2 separate regions of the Homo sapiens genome follow, and region 2 is linked to region 1. The links are chromatin loops, found by intact Hi-C in ENCODE. Cell type or tissue: chondrocyte. All regions are shown on one strand. Each heading gives the region's core, and the rest is flanking DNA. Links, peaks and the distances in the headings are about the cores only.

Region 1 (10,500 bases), core at 3,645-6,144:
AGCCAACCAAACTCTTTTCTGTCCAGGACCTTTGCACACACAGTTCTCAGGCCTGGGTGCTCCCCTCAACACGCCTGAGCCTGCCAAGGTCTGGAGGTCTAAGGTACATGTTACCAAATAACCAGGCTTTTTATTTCCTATTCTCAGACTAGATTTACTCCTTTACATCAGCCACAAACTCTAGTTTCCTATCCAATATTAAGAATCACAGTGCTGCTGTCAGAAAATAGGTGAGATTTGCCTGTTTCACTTCATGCCATTTGTGAAACCACTCCCACGTCTACGCATGCCCACAAGTAAAGGCAAATGCCAACCTGCGGGGCCTGGCTGCTCCCAGTTGCTGGGTCCCTGAGGCCCATGTGCATTGGGTCCCAGCCTCCTCCCTTAAGGGCATCACTTCACCAAACACAAAGTTCCTGGCAATCACCTGCCTCTGCACAGTTTTGAACCTGGGAATGTGAAAATTCTCTAGGTTCCTTCCTGACTCATGGAGCTCATAGCTGGGCTGCTGCTCCTGCATTAGCATGCAGCCAGTGCATCTCAGTTTGAAATCTGAGAGCAAAGAGCAGCGGCCTCAACCGTGAAAAACAAACCCAATACAATTCCCGGTTGGAGCTTGTGGGTTCTTCTCTAAAACCCACAGGCTCAGCTTCCCAGCTTTGCCTTGAGTCCATCTATAAATTACTTTTATAGGAATGTTATCATGTTATTGAAAAGCAATAAAGACTTGCTAGACATGCAGCTCTACTGTTTCTGCAATCTTGTGTGGATGGCTTCTATGTGCTACCTCACCCATCTTCATCCAAGCTACTCAAGCCCCTTAATACCTCCTGGTGGATCTTTCCCTTAATCACCTTTTAGCTTAAGAACAAAGAATCCACTCCAAATGGAATAATATTACTACCAGATTATTCTTATATCTCAATATCTATAGGGAGCTAACAGCTGGGTCAAAGAACATAAATAACATGTGGATTTTATTTGAGAGTGAACTCTTACCAACAGGGAAGCTGCTGCCTCCTAATGTTTCTATAAAGTCTCTTGGTGTTTTGTACAGGGATTGCTTTCAAACACATGAGATCTCAACTACTCTTCAACTTTGCAGACTGCTTTCCTCTTTGAGCTCTGATAGAAAATAATCCACAGGGCTGGGTGCCACCTCCTTCCCCTAGGGGCTGCACGGTCCCCTGCTGTGCGGCTGCAGAGCCACCTGCCCTCCCTGGGACTGTCCCACTTGCTCTGGGGGGCCACAAGGAGGCAGGGAGGGCAGGATGCCTCACAGGCCCTCAGCTCACTATTGCTGCTCTGCTACCCAGGCCGTCATTGAAGGGGCTACTGGGCAGTCTGCTTCCAGGCTCCATCCAACGTCCAGGTCTCCTCTTCAGCCTGAGACTGAAGCTGACCACGTCATTCCATCTAAAATCCCTTATGGAACCTATTGTTTGCAGGATGAAGTCTCAGATCCTCCCTTGGAACCTGGATGTGCCTGGGTCCCACCCTGCCTGCCTCTCACCTGGTCTCCTGACCCTCTCCAGCTTTTCCTAAGGTTGCCTAGAGCTGGGGGGCTTCTCCTGAGCCCACCCACAGGGCTGCAGCTCCCCCACATGTTGCTGGAGCTGTTTCCTTTCCTTTACATAATTTCTTATTCTTTTTCTCCACCTGAATAACTACATACTTATCCTTCAGGATGCACGTGTGTGTGTGTGTGCATGTGTGTATACATGTGCTGCATGCTTCCCTAAAAGAGAAGAGAAATGCTTCCAGTGACAATGAAACAGTGGCAGTGGGACAGAGCAGAAAGCTGGGGTCAGCCCCAGGGACTTCTCCACTGCCACCTCCTCTTGTGTAATTTAGGGGTGTATTAGTCTGCTAGGGCTGCCATAACAAGAAGCCACCAGCTGTGTGGCTTAAGCAACAGAAATGTATTTTTTCACCATGCTGGAGGCTGGAAGCCCAAGATCAAGGTGTTGCAAGGTTGGTTTCTCCTAAGGCCTCTCTCCTTGCCTTGCAGATGCTGCCTTCTCCCTGTATCTTCACGTGGTCTGTGTGTGCCTGTGTCCTAATATCCTCTTCTTATAAGGACTCCAGTCATATGGGATTAGGCCCCCGCAACAACTCCATCTTACCTTAATCACCTCTTTAAAGGTCTTCCCTCCAAATGCAGTCTCATTCTGTGAAATGGGGATCAAGATTTCAACACATGGATTTTGTGGGACAAGTTCAGCCCACACTGGGAAGCGGTCCTTTCTCCAACCTGGCCTCAGTTGCTCTTTCCCTCTGTAATAGGACTGTTGGGGGCTCATGACAGTAATCTTGTGGGTCCTCTGCTGCTTTCAATTTTCTGGAAGAAGAGTCAGGCAAGGTGAACCCAGAGCTGAAGCCATTCCATCCTTTTGCTGTTCTGTCAGAAAATGAGCCAGGCGTGTCAGACAGGCTTATCTGTGTGGTGCCTGAGTCCTCACTCTGCTTTCTTTTCCCTCTCTCGCAGAGAGAGATAGAGGAGCGAACCAGAGGAGGTGGGAGGTGAAAATGCCCAGATCCCTATATGGTCCACAAAGCAGGGGACCCAGCATTGAAAGGCTTAGAACAAAGAGAGCGAGTGGAGGGAAGAGGATAAGGGCACTAGTGTGAGTGTCCAGGCCTCCAGATAACAAGAAAAGCCATTTGACCCACAGTGGCTGGGGAAGTTAAGTGGCCTCTCAGGAGGGGCCGGGGGCCTCTCCTTCCTTCCCTCTAGTCTTTAGGGATGGCTCCAGCACATGCCACTGTCAACACAAGAGATAATAACTGCTCACTTCTGGGGTATCCCACTGGGGTGCCCAGGGTTGCAGGGCCCAGCCTGCAGACATCTCTTTTTGTGGGTCTCTGAGTCATCCTCCAGATGTCTGCCCTGGAGAAAATCAGGCATGGAGCCCAGGGGCTGCGGTGTGCACTTTGGAACAGGAAACATCTAACATTGCTTAAAAAAATAAAAGACTCTGCTGTGTTTACTTTTGAAACAACTTGCCAGCCCATCCTGGCAAACTGGAAGGCAGAATAACTTAATGGTTTTGGAGCAGATAGAACTCTGGTGTCCAAGTTCAAGTCCAGCTCTAGAGTCATGCTCCTTACAGTGGCCCAAGGACTGAGTGTGGATTCTGTCACGAACAGTATTTATGTGGTCATAGTCACAAATGCTCTTTAGTGATTTTCCTCTGTAAACACCCAGGTGTGGACAAGGGCATAGAACGCTCCACTATTGTTATCACAAAGGAACGGCTAAGCTGGCACTTTGCAGAGGTGCTCTCCAGTGAGAAGCGTGGCTGACCCTTCCCCAGGCTTGGACAGGCCCCCAACCCATATGCCCCTTCTGTAGGTCTCCACCTGCAGCTGTGGAGGCTTCACACAGAATGCAGTTCACATTTGGGGTTGTCACAGGTACACATTGTGATGGGATTTGCTATGTGCTTGGAGAAAGGAACAGCTTGTACTAATTCTGCAAGGTATCCATGGGCTGTGAGGTGCTGAGTAGACCTCAGGGGCAGTGACACCTGGTTACTCACATGCTTCCCTCTGCACTGGGAGCCCACCGGGCGCCAGCCAAGTCTGAAAAGCTTGTGGTGGGTCCCAGCTTGTACACAAGGCCTGGCACAAGATAGACATCAATGTGATGAAAGAAAGGAACTAGTGGAGATCTGGGGATGAGAAGAGTCCCTGGAGGGAGTGCAGGGAGAGCAGGTGAGCGGGGCTGAAGGCAGAGAGGAGGAGAGGAGAGCTGGCCTGCAGGTCACAAGAGCGTGAGCTGTCACCGGAGCCAGCAGGCATGCAACCTTCAGCAAGGCCTCAGCCTCTGCGCCCTCAGGTTTCCTCATCAGAGCACGAGGGCAGGAACAGCAACTCCAGCAAGGACTCTTGTCAGAGAAGTGATTGAATTGATATTTTGTTTTTTAAGTTATTAAAATGTTTATTTAAATTGATAGCTAATATTATATATATATTTATTGAGTACAACATGATGTTTTGAAGTGTACATACATTGTGGAATGACTAAATCTAGCTAATTAACATGTGCATCACCCCACCTAGATATGATATTTGTGGTAGGAACACTATACATCCACTTATTCCTTTATCTAACTGACATTTTCTATCCTTTGATCAACATCTCCCCAATCCCCCAGTACCACTCCCCAACCCCCTGATAACCATCATTCTACTCTCTGCCTCCATGAGATCAACTTTGTTAGATTCTATATATGAGCTAATACGTCTTTTGTTTTGTTTTGTTTTGTTTTGTTTTGTTTTCCTTTCTTTTCAGACAGGGTCTTGCTCTGTTGCCCAGGCTGAAGTGCAATGGTGCGATATCAGCTCACTGTAGCCTTGACCGCCCAGCAATCCTCCTACCTTAGCCTCCCAAGTGGCTGGTACAACAGGCACATGCCACCATGCCTGGCTAATTTTTCTTTATTATTTGTGTAGAGACAGCATTTTACTACATTGCCCAGGCTGTTCTTGAGGCTCAAGTAATCCTCCCACCTCAGCCTCCCAAAGTGGTGGCATTACAGGCATGAGCCACCACACCTGGCCATGGGCTAGTTTTTCTAAAGTGCTTAGAATAGCACCAGGCACAGAGATGGCAGGATACAAGTGTTTAATAAACTATACAAACGAAAAGAAGAATGTTAACCTTGACAACGTGAAATTAAACATGAGGTGATAGAATTTGGAAGTCGGAAGGCGGAGGGAGAGGGAGGCACCAATGCAGCTTGCTCAGAAGTGCTTTTGAGGAGACCTCGGTGACGGGCTTAGTCTTCTGGGCATTCACAGCCTCCGCAATAGGATACCAATCTTCTGTCCAAGTGCATCGACACTATTGCCTTTTCTTAAGGTGCAAGCTTACTGGACTCTTTTTTCCAAATGCAAGGAAAGCAGAGAACTACGGCCATCCGACTGGAGGATGCCCCTCATCTTGCCAAGCCTTGTGATGTGCACATAGCTGTTGCCTCCCTCTCTCCCTTCCCAGGGTCTTCTTCCTCCTGACTCTTGACATCTATCATGTGACTTCTGGGTCTCCCACATGTAAAATCATGTCAACCCACCCCTGGGCAAAGCAAAAGACAAGGGCCACATTCACGCAGGTTCCAAGTCTGGAACTTTCTAGGCAGGAAGTGGTAGGTAAGAGTTGGAGACAGACACACCAGGAAAATCATGTGGTCTCAGCTCCAACAACTGTGGCCAAGGTGCCTTCCCTTCCTGCCCCTGGGAGGCTGGGACCTTTCAGGACCCTCCAGGATGCAGCAATGGGGCTAGGGGAGGCAGGGTGTCATTGCTGGCCCAGGTGCTGTCTTCTGGGATGTGTGTCTCAACAAAAGTCCTCCTCCATTCTCACCTATGAAGAAAATTTCACTCAAATAAATGTTTTCATCCTGTCACAGAAACTCCCTTAGCCCTCGGACTAGGGAGTTTCTCTGCAGAGAATGGTCTCTCACTCTCATGATTAAGGGGATTTAATCTTCCCAAATGCATTTGTTTATTTTGGTAAGAAAACCTAAGAGAAAGGCATCTTGTCTGTCCATTCCATATGTGGTTCATTCTCAGGGCAGGCCAGGAGCTTGGGCTCTGGAGGAAGGGCCTGGCCTCAGATTGCACTGAGTGCCTGCTGAGGCTTCAAGAGGGTGCCTGGGTTCATGGAAGGTGGCTGAGGTTATCTTCACACAGCCACCACCAGCCAGGGTTCCTGCTTTCCACCTACTAAGACGACCTGTTTTTGTAATATCTAAGTTTGTTCTAACTCTTGCATTGGGCAAAAAAAATGATAGGAAAAGTACAACAAAAATACTCAGAAGCTTGTCAAAGTAAGAGATGAAGACTCAACCCTAGGGCTGGGTTCAGTCTGTTCTTCCCTCTGCTCCTCACTGTCTGAAACCTTGCACAGCTGTGTGTGGGCAGAGTGGGGAGGGCTGGGTCACACAGGCCTAACAGGACCAGAAATTCTCCAACTCATCCTGCCAGAAATGAAAGAGACGGGTAGCCTCCGTATCACAAAATGTAGAATCTGGAAGTTTGAGGGTAGCTGCGTTCTGAATTTGGAAGTGAGTGAGCAGTCTCTGGCCCTGGATCTCTTGGTGAGGAACAGCTGCCGCTGGGGAGGCTGAGGTCATGGGCCTGTTCCCTGCCTCTGTGCTTACTAGTAATGACAATGAACAACATCTGCCCGTGCCCTGCCTCTTCAAGCATGACCTCTAGAGCAGCCTGTGGGCCTTCTTGCTCCGTGGGTATGTAGGTGGGTGGCTCTCAGGGCAGCTGTCCTGGGACTTGTCCACCCCTGCTCCAAAGAAAGTGTCCATCAGTGACCTCCCTTCCCTTCTATTTCACCCCAGTGAGCATACACACAGTCCTCAGTGAGTGATACAGGCATGAGGAGAGTTGGGTGGTGACTTGGCTAGCTTCTAGTGGCACTGTAGACCCAGGAGAGTTGAGGGGGCAAAGCAGTCTCCTTTCTGCCTTCTTGTTTCTCCCAAAGGTACAATGCCAGAGGACAGGAAGGGCAGAGGAAAATCTTAGCAGAGCTGAGTGACTTCTCATATTCAGAAGAGAAATCTACATTCAGTCTTGGGTGAGAAATCCTTATGTCTCTCCATATAGTAGCACTGAGAATACACTCCAGCCACTGGATGGAAATGGGATTCAAACCAGTGACATGAAAATGTCCCCCGAACCCGGGGTCTGATTGCACAATCCTCCAACCATGACAGCCCAGTGCCAAATGAGCTCAGGGACAGGACCCTTTTCCTGAAAACAGTGTGTTTTTTTTGTACTTAGGAAACATAGCCAGTGTCGGGTGGACACAGAGCTGGGTGCTACTGAGGGAGGAGATGGTATTTGGGATGGGCCATTGCTCTGCAGGTGGGGCAAGGCCTAGGAAGAGGCCCTGTTGTGCTGGGGTGTTCATTTGTCTGGGAACAACTTGGAACTTGACCATGAGTTTTTCACTCTGGGTTTCTCCGTGGTACCTGGCTGGGTCTCTTCATGGCAGAAAAGAAAGACCTCTCACCCATTAATGGTGGAAATGTTCATGGTGCAGCCACATGGGACCTGGAGAGTGAGGGAAAGTGGAATGATAGAGACAAAAGAAGGAGGTCACTGCAAGTGGGAAGAAATGAGACGGCTGTTTCGTCACACACAACTTCCTCCAGGCAGGCTCCTCTCCACGCCTGGCCAGGTCCATGTGGAGCACAGGGGAAACCCTCCTGTGGAGCTGTGCATGGATTTAACCTTGAGAACAAGGACAACATGTGCATGGATGTTGCCATTAATGACATTGCTGTCTTTAGGGAAGATGATCCTGGAGCCTCCCTCCAGCCATACTTGATGACAACATGCCAGGTCTTGTCCTTGGCACAGTTTGCCCATCAGGGTTGGGTCTCACCTCATGATCTTCGTGCACTTTTTGGAGCCATGACGGTCCCCCTCTAGGGACACCACAGCAAATGAACCACAGTGAGGTTCTGGCCTCCAGCCGAGTGGTTCCAGGCTCTCCCTGGCCTTTTACTCAGCTCATGGAATTTGACATAATCTGGGGCATCCAACGGCCTCCCACTCTCTTCCTCTGAAGGGCTGAGGTGGCGCCTCTCTTTAATACCACAGAGAAGGTATTAAAGGAGTCAGAGCCACCAAAGGAAGACGCAAAGGTGCGTGTGGGTCCCCATGACCTGGAAATATTCAGGCAGCGTGGCCCGTCCTGGCCTCACCCCAATCTCCTCACCCTATCCTAGTTCCTGGGTCTAGAAAAGCAGTCATTAGTGGGGCCAGTGTGGGGTGGGTTCATGCAGCAAGGAAGTCCTGCCGCCTAGGGAGGTTGTGCTCTGCCCCTCCTCATCGGATTCTGCGACAGATCTGCTCATAACACACATTTAATTCTCCCTGGTGGAAGTTCAGAGGGACCCAGTCCATCAGTAGGTGAAGGACCCAGGTGAGACCTCAGCAGGTGTGACTCCTAGCCCCATGCCATGTTCCTGTATCTGAGGCTCAGGGACTTCACACCATTGAGAAGTGGTGGCTTCAAAGGGTGCACTAGTTGGTTTTGGGTCACAGAGAAAGTTGTTCCTGGGCACCAGATTTTGCTTATCTCCAGAGACCTACATTCTGAGGCAATGAGACAGGACTTACACACAGGGGGCCTATGAAGGGTCAAGTTGTGTCCCTCCACATTTATATATTGAAATCCTAACCCCCTAGTAGCTCAGAATGTGACCTGATTTGGAGATAAAGTAAAGACAGATGTAATCAAGTTAAAATGAGGTTCCTAATCCCACATGACTTTCATCTTCATAAGAAGGGGAAATCTGGACACAGAGACACACATAGGGGCAAGGCTATGTGAAGAGACACAGGGAGAAGACAGCCACCCACAAGCCAGCAGAGGCCTCTGAGGAAACAACCCTGCTGACACAGTGACCTTGGACGTCCAGCCACCAGGGCTGTGAAGCAATACATCTCTGTTCTTCAGGCCTCCTGGTTTCTGGTGCTTTGTTGTGGCAGCCCTAGAAATGAATACAGGGCTGGCCGGGTGCAGTAGCTCATGCCTGTAATCTCAGCACTTTGGGAGGCCGAGGTGGGCGGATTGCCTGGGGTCAGGAGTTCGAGACCAGCCTGACCAACATGGAGAAACCCCGTCTCTACAAAAAGTACAAAAAAATTAGGCAGGGGTGGTGGTGCATGCCTGTAATCCCAGCTACTTGGGAGGCTGCAGCAGGAGAATCACTTGAACCTGGGAGGTGGAGGTTGCAGTGAGCCAAGATCGCACCACTGCACTCCAGACTGGGTGACAGAGCGAGACTCTGTCTTTAAAAAAAAAAAAAAAAAAAGGAAAAAAAGAAATGAATACAGGGCTAAAGGCTAATAGGAGACCTGTGTCAATGAGAAGGCAGAAAGTCCATGAGTGGCCACCCCACCCCAGGCTCGCTCTGCTCCCAGCATGGTTTGCCCCATCATTTCCTAACTCTTGCTTGCAAGGAAAATCAGGAGAGCCCAAGAGTAAGGAATTTTTTAGTTGAGTACTGCTGGGGAAATGAACATGCTTGACTAAAAATCTCTCTGCAGGCCTGTGCTCTCAGCCAAAGCTTACCATATGGTCGTTTACCCCCTGCAGAACTGGGCCTCAAGGGCAGCTGCTGATCCTGCACACAAAGAGGGGTGCCTCTTGAGACACCCAATAACAGTCTTACACCCCATATCAAATGCAGAGCAGCCCAAAGCCATGGCTGGACCAGCACCTGGGGTGGGCCTGCTGGGACCACACATTTCTCTGTGTATCCAGGTTCCATGTAGCAGGCTATTGCTCTTTGGAGTATACCCCAGGGAGGCTTTTAATAGCAAGAACTGTACAAGAATCAGTAGGGAAGGAGGCTCTGGCTTTGGAGCCTGCTATGGTTTGAATGTGGCCACTAATATTCATGTGTTGGAAACTTAATCCTCCATGCAACAGTGCTGAGAGATGGGACCTGTAAGAGGTGACAAGGTCATGATGGCTCTGCTCTCCTTTATGGGTTAATCTTCTTAGTGCAGGAGTGGGTTCCCGTAAAAAAAAAAAAAAAAAAAAAAAAAAAAAAAAAAAAAAAAGGCAGTTCGGCCAGATTTTCTCTCTGTCTCCCATGCCCACTTTCCTTCTACCACAGGGTGACACTCATCAGATGCCAGTGCCATGCTCTTGGACTTACCAGCCTCCACAACCATGAGTGACATCAATTTCTCTTGCTTATAAGTTACTCAGTCTGTGGTATTCTGTTACAGAAGCAGAAAACAAAGGCAGAGCCTTTTCATCAGGAAGTTCTATTAACCCTGCACGCCACAGTGGGGTCACAGGGACAGGTTTGGATGTCCATTGAGAGATGGGGGGTTAGTTCAGGGACATTAGCAGCTTTCTCATTACCTCTCCCCTGAGAGTCAGGGTCTGGCCTTTTCTGGGAAGAATGAGGTCTGGAGAGGGGTTGATTATTACTCCTTCTCAGGTGGGAGGGATGTGAGTGGACACTGATGGAAGGTGTGGCTTCCCTTGTAAGGATTCCTGATCTACCCACTTACCTTGCCTTAGGTAATTCACAGCTGGGGTAGGACCATTTACCAAGCTGCTCATTGCTGTCTTCTCTCTAGGAGACTGCAGAGGATGCAAAGGGAATTTTGCCTTCCTCTTGTCTAGAAAGTTTAAGGCTTTTGGTCTGGGGCGGGGAGGGGGTGGTTGTTATTAGTTTTTCAGTTTTCTGGCCCCAAATAGAAGTTGAAAAAGTGGTTTTACACCCCTTGAGGCAGGCTCCCTCGTGGGAGAAAAAGTTATCTGGGTGTTGCTGAGAGGGTGCTGGGTCAAACGAGGGGGGTTGCCCAAGGGTGGCACAGGCTCCCTGGACTTTGGAATAGAAGGATGAGGATCTGCACCACGTGCCAGTGTCCTGCCTGGGAGGGCCACAGTGCCACTGTGTTTTCCTGTTGTGTTGCTATAACAAAATATTGTAAACTGGGTAGCTT
Region 2 (10,500 bases), core at 4,612-7,111, 100 kb after region 1:
TTGCCACACACACCACAACACACATGCACACGATACCATGTATGCTATACACAAGTGCATGATATACCACCTAGACACACACTTGCCACTCATACCACACTGGGCACACCATGCACACATCACAGGCACACACACTGCCTACACGAATTCCACATTATACTTCCAGATACCACAGAAAACAGCATCCAAATCACACAAACACACAAACTGTGCACATAGACACATATACCACAAACATACCACACATCCACACACACTGCATACACACACCACATACAGAGACACAAGCCACAGGCACACCACAAAGTACACATTCCTACACCCAGCTCCTACCATCAACACCACAAACACGTTTTCAAATGCTCATTCCACATACTTATGAAAACAAAAGCTGTCATAAACAGCACAGTTCAAACCTGGGTCAATTAAAAGAAGAACAAAACAGTTGTAAAAGAAACACAGTATTCCAACGTGTTCACCTCCTCTCCTCCCACATAATAGTCGTTTCTATTGTCATGTGCTTCACTCATCATTTTCTGTCCCTGAATAGGATCTCTGTGACATAGACAAAGCCACACTGAACTCATTTCCTCCAGAAAAGGCTGAATCCAAACTTCTCCCTGGCCACCTCTCCAGCTCTGGGGTATCCCCATCTGATATGAGAAGATAGGAGGAGGGAGGGAAGTAAAGATCTTTCTCTTCCAAAACTGTTTCATGGGAACCATTTTATTTTTTATAATTATAGCAAAATGTAAGTTTAAGATTTTTTGTGTGTTGTATTTGGGTTTGTAAAACTGAAAAGTAATCACTGGAAAATATATCCTTTATCCAATATCCAAATATTTCCAAATATATCCAACATCCAATATCCAGTATATTTGGAAATATACCCAAATATATTCAATAGAAATTGGATAAATAACTTGCCAAATGCTGAACAAACGAAAGAGGAAAATATTACTGATCAACCCACTGAAAGAAAGGAAGATAAAATCAGAAATACTGGAAATGTGATAAATGTAAAAGATAAAATAAGACTATTACTGAATGTATTGGTTATCAGAATACATCCAAAAATAAGTGGACTAAACTTCCCTATCCAAAGGCTAAGTACCTAGAGTGCTTCAAACAGCAAAACCTGATCCATCTAAAGTAAAATGAAGCATAGAGGTTGATACTTTGACACTTAGGAGTTAGGCGAGGATCTAGCAGATAAATTCAGATATAGACAAAGCAAGGGAGGGAATATTTATGTCAAATAGAGAAAGAAAGCCTAAAAATAGTCAATGAGGCAAAAATGATCATATTATTAATAAAATATACAATCCACAATGAAGACATTGAAGTCATGAACATTTGCATTTCAAATACTAGTAGAGGAAATAATGTGAAAATATAAAACATAAAAATTTGATAAAATTGTTTGGTACTGAGAAGCTCTAACACATTGTACAGAATTTTGTGGATTAACAAGATAAAAAAGGACATACAAAGCGTGAATAATGTAATTAACAAACTTGGCATAGTACCTACATAGAAAACATTGTAAGCCACAAAGAGACAAAGTAATGTATTAACTCAGTATTTATAAATATTGATAATGAATTAGGCCTAACAAAGTCTATTCTAAATAAGGTAGAAATTCTACAAGCCTTTTTCTCTTAGTACAAGTAGTAAATAATGACAAAATGATTATGAATTTTAACCACACAGAACTGTAAAACTACTTTTTTTGATCAAAGGACTCCAATCCCAAGGAGGGAAAGCTTTTTTCAAATGCAAATTACTTCCTTCCCACCTTCCTTTGGATCCCTTATAAGTAATCCAGGTCATAGATGATTTTTATCAGACTTTGAGGGAAATAATTCAGTATGATGCTATTTTAAAGTTCCCAAAGCATAGAAAGTTTAGAAATTGTTTGAAACTGATTATATAAGACTAGCATCACATTTAAGCCCAAACTCAACAAAGATAACAATGAAAAGCATCTATAGAACAATTGCACTTAAGAGTATAGATATAACACTTCCCTATAAAATATTTTTACGTTAAATCCAGGAATAAATTCAAAGAATAATATACCACAAACTACCCAGCTTTATTCCTAGGAATATGGAAATAATTTATTAGCATGACATATATTAATATAATTTATAACAATAATTTGTTAAAGGAGAAAATCCAAGTAATTATCACACTAATTACTTCAGTGGCAGATCATACAATTCAACAACTGCACCTACGTGTGTTTTCCTCACATCTTGGAAGGTATTTGTCAGAAGAGCTCAGCCAGCATTATACTGAGTGGTGAAGCACAGGAGAGATCCACGGTAAGGGTAGGAATAAAATGAGGATGTCCACTCTCGCTCAGCGTGATGTCTCAGCATTGCCGTACAGCCATATTCTAGCAACTCCAAGGAGGAAAGAGAGATATGTTAATTATGCAAATACTGGAAAGGAAGAAATAAAATGTTTGCTGTATTTAGATAACAAGACTATTCTAATTCTCTGCAAAGTAATCCATAAATATAGCAAAGTGTCAATTAACATCGCAACAGCATGCATTCTAAAAGTCATCTGGAAAAATGACTGAACTAGCAATACAAATGCTGATAACAGAAGAGAGACACCGAGGGGCTTCCCCGGCAGGTTTTGCACTCTCACAATGCCAGGATGCCTTCCGCTGTGCGGGGCCCACAAGAGCACATACACATGTAAAGGTGTCTCTTTAAATCTCCAGGAAAAGGACAGATTAGTGGGGAATGCGTTGTGACAACCTACTAACCATCTTAGGGGAAAATAGTGTTACAGTCCTACCTCATACCTCACACCAAAATGAATTCCAGATGGGCTAAATATTTTTAATATTTAAAAAAAATCATAAGGGCAGTAAAAGAAAACATTTAGTGAAAATTGTATGAATATCTGGGTGTGAAAGTGCTTTCTAAGCAGGCAACCAAAATCTGAAGTAATATAAGGAAAAGACTAATAGATGTTAATACATAAAAACTTAAAATGTGCTCTGAAATAAAATAAAAACCTGCCATGTACAAAATTAAGAGATAAGGAAAACTGGGGGGAATAGCGAGCAGGAAGGGAATTGCCAAATACATATAAAAGAATTAAAATTGCTATTACCTAAAAAGATCTTATAAAACTGTTAGGAAAAGGCAAACACACCAACTTTTAGAAGCAGAAAGAGAATACAAACAGGCAATTCAAATAAAACGAAATGCAAATGACCAATAAATTTGTAAAAGCCCCAGTGAGGTATAATTTATAGCCCCAAACCAGCCTAGATTGAGAATGTTAAATGTGCAAAAAGATTATGGACACCCTTGCCCATAAACTGCTGTTGGGGATAGAGTCGCAGCCAACCTCCAGGACAACAGGCAGGAATTGGAAGCAAACACTCCCTCAACTCCACCGTAGGCACTGCAGCCTCAGAACTGGTTCTAAAGAAAGAGTTCCAGGGTGCATAGCTATGCGATCAGGCAGTCCTCACAGTGCTTTCATTTTTAACAAAAAAAAAAAAAGAAATGAAAAATTTTAAATGACCATCAATATAGGTTTAAAGAAAACTCATAACCCTGTTCTATAAAATATTATCCAAAAATTTACATATGACACAAATCCATGTTTATGAACATAGAAATCTATCCATATTGACTACTAAATAAGGAAATCTGGAAAAAGAACAGTATGGATAATATAATTAAAAAGTAGGGTGTGTGGGTCTGTCTGTCTAGAATAAAGCATGACCCCCAATATTACCAATGATTAAATTATGGCCCGAACCTATTGACATAAGGCGGTACTCATTCATGCAATGTCAATTCAGAAGGCAAGTTGGATACAGAATGTAATCTCTAACTACCACCACTGTCAATTTGTCTCTCTATATAATATGGATTTTTAAACTGTAAGAAAAATGACTGAAATAGTAACTGAAATTTTCTCTGGGTAGAGAGATTTAGAAAAATAGTCATTATTTTCACAATCTAAATTTGTGTATATCTCCTCAATTTTCTGTGGAAGGTGTATTAGTTTGCTAGGGCTACCATAACAAAATACCACAGACTGGGGGCTGAAACAATGAAAATTTATTCTCTCACAGTTGTGGAGGCTGGAAGACTGAGCTCAAGGTGCTGGCAGAGTCCTGAGGCCTCTCTCTCTCCTTGGCTTGCAGATGCCCTGTGTCTTCACGTGGTCTTCCCCCTGTGTGTGTCTGTGTCCCCATCTTCTTAGAAGGACATCAGTCAAATTTGATGAGAGCCCACCCTAATGATCTCATTTAACTTATTTACTTCTTTAAAGATCCTATCTCCAAATACAGTCACATTCTGAGGTGCTAGGGGTTAGGGCTTTAACACATGGATTTGTGGGTGGGAAGGCCCAATTCAGCTCATAATAGTTGGCATGTGGTAATTCTATAATCTGAGGAAAATGTTAAAACAAAAGGAGAACAAGAGAGGGAGCAGAGGGTCAGGGCGTGTCCTTGTTGCCACCAGCACACAACCATGCCCCACTGCAGAACCAAGGCTGGGGGTGGTCATAAAGGACAGTCCAGGACAGCACTGTCCCAGAATGAAGAGCACAGGCTGGCTGCCTGGGCCTGCACCGTGGCATGCACCAGGACTTGCTAACACCCTTAGCTACTACTGGCACAATTCTGGTGGTCTGCACCAGGAATGCATGTGCCCAGAGGACTGGCCCACCACCCTTTGAACCTTTTCCCAGAGGAGCCTTGGCACCTGGGAGAGACTTCCTAAAGCATTCTTCATAACAATCTAATGATAGGGACCACACCATCTCTTAGAGATGTGTGCGTTCAGGGTAAAATCTCTCAGGGGATGGCAAAATGTGTTGTTAATCCATCCTCAAAGATGTTTTTCTGTGCCATGCTACACACCTGGGCATTAAAATTACTCACTGAAATGTTCTGGCCACAGGCTTTGCTAATATTGCTGGGTTTTGTTAAAGTCGTTTATCTCTCCTGGAGACATGAATGAGGTCCACCAACTCTGGAGTGGCCACGGGCAGCATCTCTCCTGCAGAGAGGCTGGGATGTTGAGAGGCTATTTTGCAGCCCGGTCTGCATCCCTGCACCCCACTTCCTCCCCGGCAGCTGATGTGCATGTGCCTGACCTGACCCCTAGCTACAAGAAAGGAGTCCAGGGTCCTGCAACTTTCTGGGGTTCCTTGGAGATTCCTGGTGTTGGGTAAAATGAGGGCATTCAGCCCTGCCAGAAGTGAAGAGAGTAAGTGAGGTGGAGACAAGGATGGGCCTGAATGAACACGTCCAGAAGCAGAGTTCTCCAGCCTTCCCACGGTGTTTCCATGGTGCCTGGTATAACAGAAAGCATGGCATTTTAACTGGATGCTGTGAGTCTTGTGTTTGTATCATTCCCCAAGAGACCCTGAGTTTCTTGATGGCAAGGGCCATTAAGGCCCAGCACAGTAGTTTCCTCATCTTTTGAGCTCAAAAAGATGTCCATTGAATGAATGAATACATGCACAACAACATAAAGAAATAAATGGAGGTACTTTTAGATGTAGGCATCACAATGCAAATCAATTATGATTGTTCATATTATTACTACAGCTTACCTCACCAGATAGTCATCTGGCTACTTTTTGCTTGAGCAGAAGATGCCTAATTGCTGGAAACTAAATGACTCAGCATCTCACCAGCCTTAGTGACAGACATGCCCTCAGGCTGCAGCCTTGGCTCTGCTCCCTGGAATTAGATGTGGTCAATGGTTCTGATTCACAGAAGCTGGTTTACCGACTTGTCTGTCTTTCTTGATTTGAGATGTAGCTGACCTCACTGCCCGTCATCACTGGAGTTAAAATCCCTGTGGCCATGGTCTGATCAGTCATGATGGTCATGATGATGCTGGGAATTTGAGTGTGTGGGATCATTTGCATTCTATCATAGAGAAAGCACAGCTGATCGCCACATGACTCACAGCACCTGCTTCTCGCTTCCCTGGACCTAATTAATCTCCTTGTGTCAGAAATTTGTTGGCCCTGAGCCGACTCCAGGGGATGATGGTGCCAGCTCAGCACACCAGGCAGGGCCAGGAGCCAGGAGCCAGCACAGGGTATGCAAGGCCTAGACAGCAAAAGGAGAGAAAGGAGCAGAAAGCTGGGAATGTTCCTAGGCTCTAGGACAGACTAGCAAGTGTCAAAGGATGATTCTTGAGAAAAGAACCATCCCAAGATTTTTTGACAGCTCCAATAAGGAAATAATAAGGTCTGTGCTGAAGGAGGCCATGACAATGGCCTCCTTGATATCTAAGGCAGGATTTCAGGAAAACCTTTGGGGACAGTGAGAAGTAGGGGACACGTTGCTACAGAGGTGCCCAGGGCTCTTGTCTGAAGGCACCATGGACTCTTCTGGATCAGAGCACTCAATGTGTCCATAATGTAGTCATTCAAAAAGTCCTTTTAATACAGCACACAGCAGGACAAGTTATTCGTTGTATGACACATGGCTGCTTGGCATTATTCCAGCTTTCTGTATTACTGTCACCAAATAAATTAAAAATTAAGAAATAGAGATATTTTAGATAATCAAGTGTTATTTTCCCTGCCCCCATCCCCATCTCTTCATTTCTGGAAAAGCCACAGCCCAGGTGCCTCTGTGCTGGGAGGTGAGAGTATTTCTGAAGAGGTGGTAGAAGAGAACTAATGGGATTATCCGCCAGAGTGATCATTTGCAAAGAGTAGCTCATGGTTGCTGGAAAGGTTTCCACTGCCATCACCATTGACCACAGTTATTTGCTCTACTGTGGTGAAATGATTTTAATAAGTTATCTGAAATCGAGTATTATTAAGTTATGCCAGTCGAGGGGCTCTGCCCGGGTGGGCCTTAAAATGGCCCACTTACAGGAGATAGGAAGCTGCATCCCACCAGAATTATGATGTGACCTTAGGCACATTGTTAACCTCAAGTTGTTGAATCTCCTGAGTCTCGTTTCATCATGTGTGAAATGAGAAAACAAGGCAGTTGTCAGGGTTCGAGGAGCTAAGAGATGTAAATCCCTTAGCATGGTGTCTTGTCACATGTGGGGGTGCTCAGTCAGGTCAGCTGCTGTTGTCATCATTACTACCGCTGACATTAAACTGTTAGGCTTTGAACAAAGTAGCAATAGAAAGCATCATGTTCCTAGGTTAAAATTTCCCCTGTTAGGAAGATTAGAGCCAAAAAGAGAGATATCCCATCAAAGAAAAGCCCCAGGAACAGATTGAATCACTGCCGAATTCTACCAGACATTAAAGAATAAATACCGATCTTACTCAAACTCTTCAAAACAAATGGTGAGGAGGGAGTACTTCCAAGCTCATTCTAAGAGGCCAGCATTACTCTGATAACAACACTAGACACGGACACAACAACAACAACAACAAACTTCAGGCCTATATTACTAATGAATATAGATGCAAAAATCCTCAACAAAATCTTAGCTAGCCAAATTCAACAACACATTAAAAAGATCATTCATCATGACCAAATGGGACTCATCCCAGTGATGCAAAGATGGGGCAATGCAAATAAACATACACATGCAACATATGCAAACAAACAAACATAATACATCACATTCACAGAATCAAGAACAAAAACCATATGATTATTCCAACAGATGCTGAAAAAGCATTTGATAAAATTCAATGTCCCTTTATGATAAAAACCCTTATAAAAATGGGTAATCAAGGAACATACCTCAAACTAATAAAGGCCATATATGACAAAGCCACAGCTAACATAATACTGAAGGGGGAAAATTTGAAGGCCTTTCCTGTAAGAACTGAAATAAGACAAGGATGGCTATTTTCACCACTATTATTCAACATAATACTGCAGGTCTTGGTCAGAGCAATTAGGCAAGAGAAAGAAATAAAAGGCATCAAAATTGGAAAAGATGGAGTCAAATTAGTCTTGTTCACAGAAGGCATAATCTTGTACTTAGAAAAACCTAAAAATTCAACCAAAAAACTGTTAAAACTGATAAATGAATTCAACAACATTGCAAGATACAAAATCAATATATTAATACAAACTTGGTAACATTTATATATGCCAGCAGTGAACAATCTGAAAAAGAAATCAAGAAAGGAATCCTGTTTACAATAGCTACAAAAAATATAAAATACCTAAGAATCAATCTAACCAAGGAGGAATCAATCTAACAAAGGAAGTGAAAAATCTCTACAAGGAAAACCATAAAACTCTGATGAAGGAAATAGAAGAGGACACACATGCACGATAGAAAGATATTTAATGCTCATGGATTGGAAGAAATAACATTATTTAAATGACCATACTACCCAAACCAATTTACAGATTCAGTGTAATCCCTGTCAAAACATCAATGATATTCTTCACAGAAACAAAAAAAAATCCTAAAATGTATATAGAACCCAAAAGACCCTGAATAGCTAAAGCAATTGATATGGTTTCGCTCTGTGTCCCCATCCAAATCTCATCTCATATTGTAATCCCCATAATCCCCACGTGTGGGAGGGTGGGACCTCGTAGGAGGTGACTGGATCATGGGGGCCATTTCCCCCATGCTGTTCTCATGATAGTGAGCGAGTTCTCATAGGATCTGATGGTTTTGTGTTTGACAGTTCCTCCCTCTCTCTCTCTCCTCTCTCTCTCTCTTTTGCCTGCCACCATGTAAGACATGCCTGCTTCTCCTTTTGCCATGATTGTAAGTTTCCTGAGGCCTCCCCACCCATGCGGATCTGTGAATCAATTAAACCTCTTTCATTTGTAGATTACCCAGTCTCAGGGAAGCTCTTTACAGCAGCATAAGAACAGACTAACACAGCAATCCTAAGCCAGAACAAGGCTGAGGCATCACATTAGCTGACTTCAAAATCTAGTACAAAGCTCTAGTAACCAAAACAGCATGGTACTGGCATAAAAATAGATACACAGACCAATAGAACCCAGAAATAAATCTACACATTTACAACAAACTCATCTTTGACAAAGACACTAAGATTATACAATGAAGAAAGAACAGTCTTTTCAATAAATGGTGCTGAGAAAACTGGATAACTATGTGCAGAAGAATGAAACGCAATCAAATCAAATCAAATCAATATGAATTAAAGACTTAAATCTAAGACCAGAGACTATGAAACTACTTAAAGATGACAGGGAAAATGCTCTAGAACATTGATCTAGGGCAAAGATTTTTTGTATAAGACCTCCAAAGCACAGGCACAAAAGCAAAAATAAACAAATGGGATTACATCAAGCTAAAAAGTTTCTACACAGTAAAGGAAACAATAAAAAAAGTGAAGGGACAACCCACAGAATAGGAGAATATAATTGCAAGCCATCCATTTGGCAAGGGATTAATAACCAGAATATATAAGGAGCTCAAACAACTCAATAGCAAACTCTTCTCAGGAGAGTAGAGAAAGTCAAACAAAACAAAACAAAAACAAAAACAATCTGATCAAAAATCAGATCAGACATTTCTCAAAACACGCAAATCATCGACAGATATATAAAAAATACTAATGTCACTAATGATTGGAGAAATTCAAGTCAGAACCACAATCAGATATTATCTCACCCCAGTTAAAATGGCTCATGTCAAAAAGGTAAGCAATAACAGATGCTGGAGAGAATATGGAGAAAGGGGAACCCTCATGTGCTGTTGGTGGAAATGTAAATTAGTACAGCCAGAAAGAAGAACAGTATGGAAATTCCTCAAAAAAACTAAAAATAGAACTACCATATAATCCAGCAATTCCACTGCTGGGTATATACTCAAAAGAAAGGGAATCTATCAAAGAGATATCTTCACTTGTAAGTTTATTGCAGCACTATTCACAATCACCAAGATTTGGAACAAACCTAAGTGCCCAAGGATGAATGAATTCTTAAAATATGGTCTACGTACCCAATGGAATATTATTTAGCCATAAAAATAAATGAAATTCTGTCATTTGGGGTGATATGGATGGAACTAGAGGCCATTTAAGTGATATAAACCAAGCACAGAAAGACAAATATCACATGTTCCCACTCATATGTAGGAGCTAAAAAGTAAATCTCATGAAGGTAGGGTACCTTAGTGGTTACCAGAGGCAGGAAGGGGAAGAGGGAAGGAGACATGAAAGAAAATAAAAAGAATATAAATGCATTTATTACCATTGAATGTACACTTAAAATGGTAAAGATGGTAAATTATATATGTAAAAATTAATTTAATTTTTAAAAATAACAAAAAATAAATACAAAAAAAAGAGATAGCTATTCCCACAAGAAAAAAAAGTTAGAAAAGTATTCTATATAGGAAGAGATCCAGGCCAAGCATGATCTTTTCTAGGGTTTATCAGTATAAATCGAGGCATGTATAAAAAAAATTTCTAGGGTAGTCAAGATTTTACTGTAAAGCCAGTAAAGGGACTGAAATGCAACCACCAAGAATATTAAGGAAAAGAAAGGATTAAATTTGATTATTAGTA

Evidence for each region. Peaks named below come from ENCODE experiments on the same cell type or tissue, not always from the same donor. Only the 100,000 strongest peaks of a DNase experiment are listed, where the experiment ranks them.
Region 2: a loop joins it to region 1, with 2.7 times the contacts of the local background. A loop is called at or near these places in 5 of 110 quality-filtered maps.

Annotation. Positions count from the first base shown.
Region 1 is chr10:44,192,750-44,203,249 of GRCh38, forward strand. No RefSeq gene overlaps it. Among named protein-coding and RNA genes, the nearest start is that of LINC02881, 95 kb to the right of the region's middle. RefSeq lists enhancers at 756-1,257, 1,258-1,757, 3,438-3,607, 5,977-6,086 and a cis regulatory region at 3,523. In chondrocyte, for the core only: no CTCF peak of the experiment used is centred there; no DNase peak of the experiment used is centred there.
Region 2 is chr10:44,295,487-44,305,986 of GRCh38, forward strand. It overlaps LOC124902544 (a long non-coding RNA gene), which reads right to left. Exons shown (of 3, transcript XR_007062369.1): 2 at 2,244-2,411. Among named protein-coding and RNA genes, the nearest start is that of LINC02881, 8.0 kb to the left of the region's middle. RefSeq lists enhancers at 2,434-2,935, 5,224-6,423. In chondrocyte, for the core only: no CTCF peak of the experiment used is centred there; a DNase peak (open chromatin) is centred at 5,744.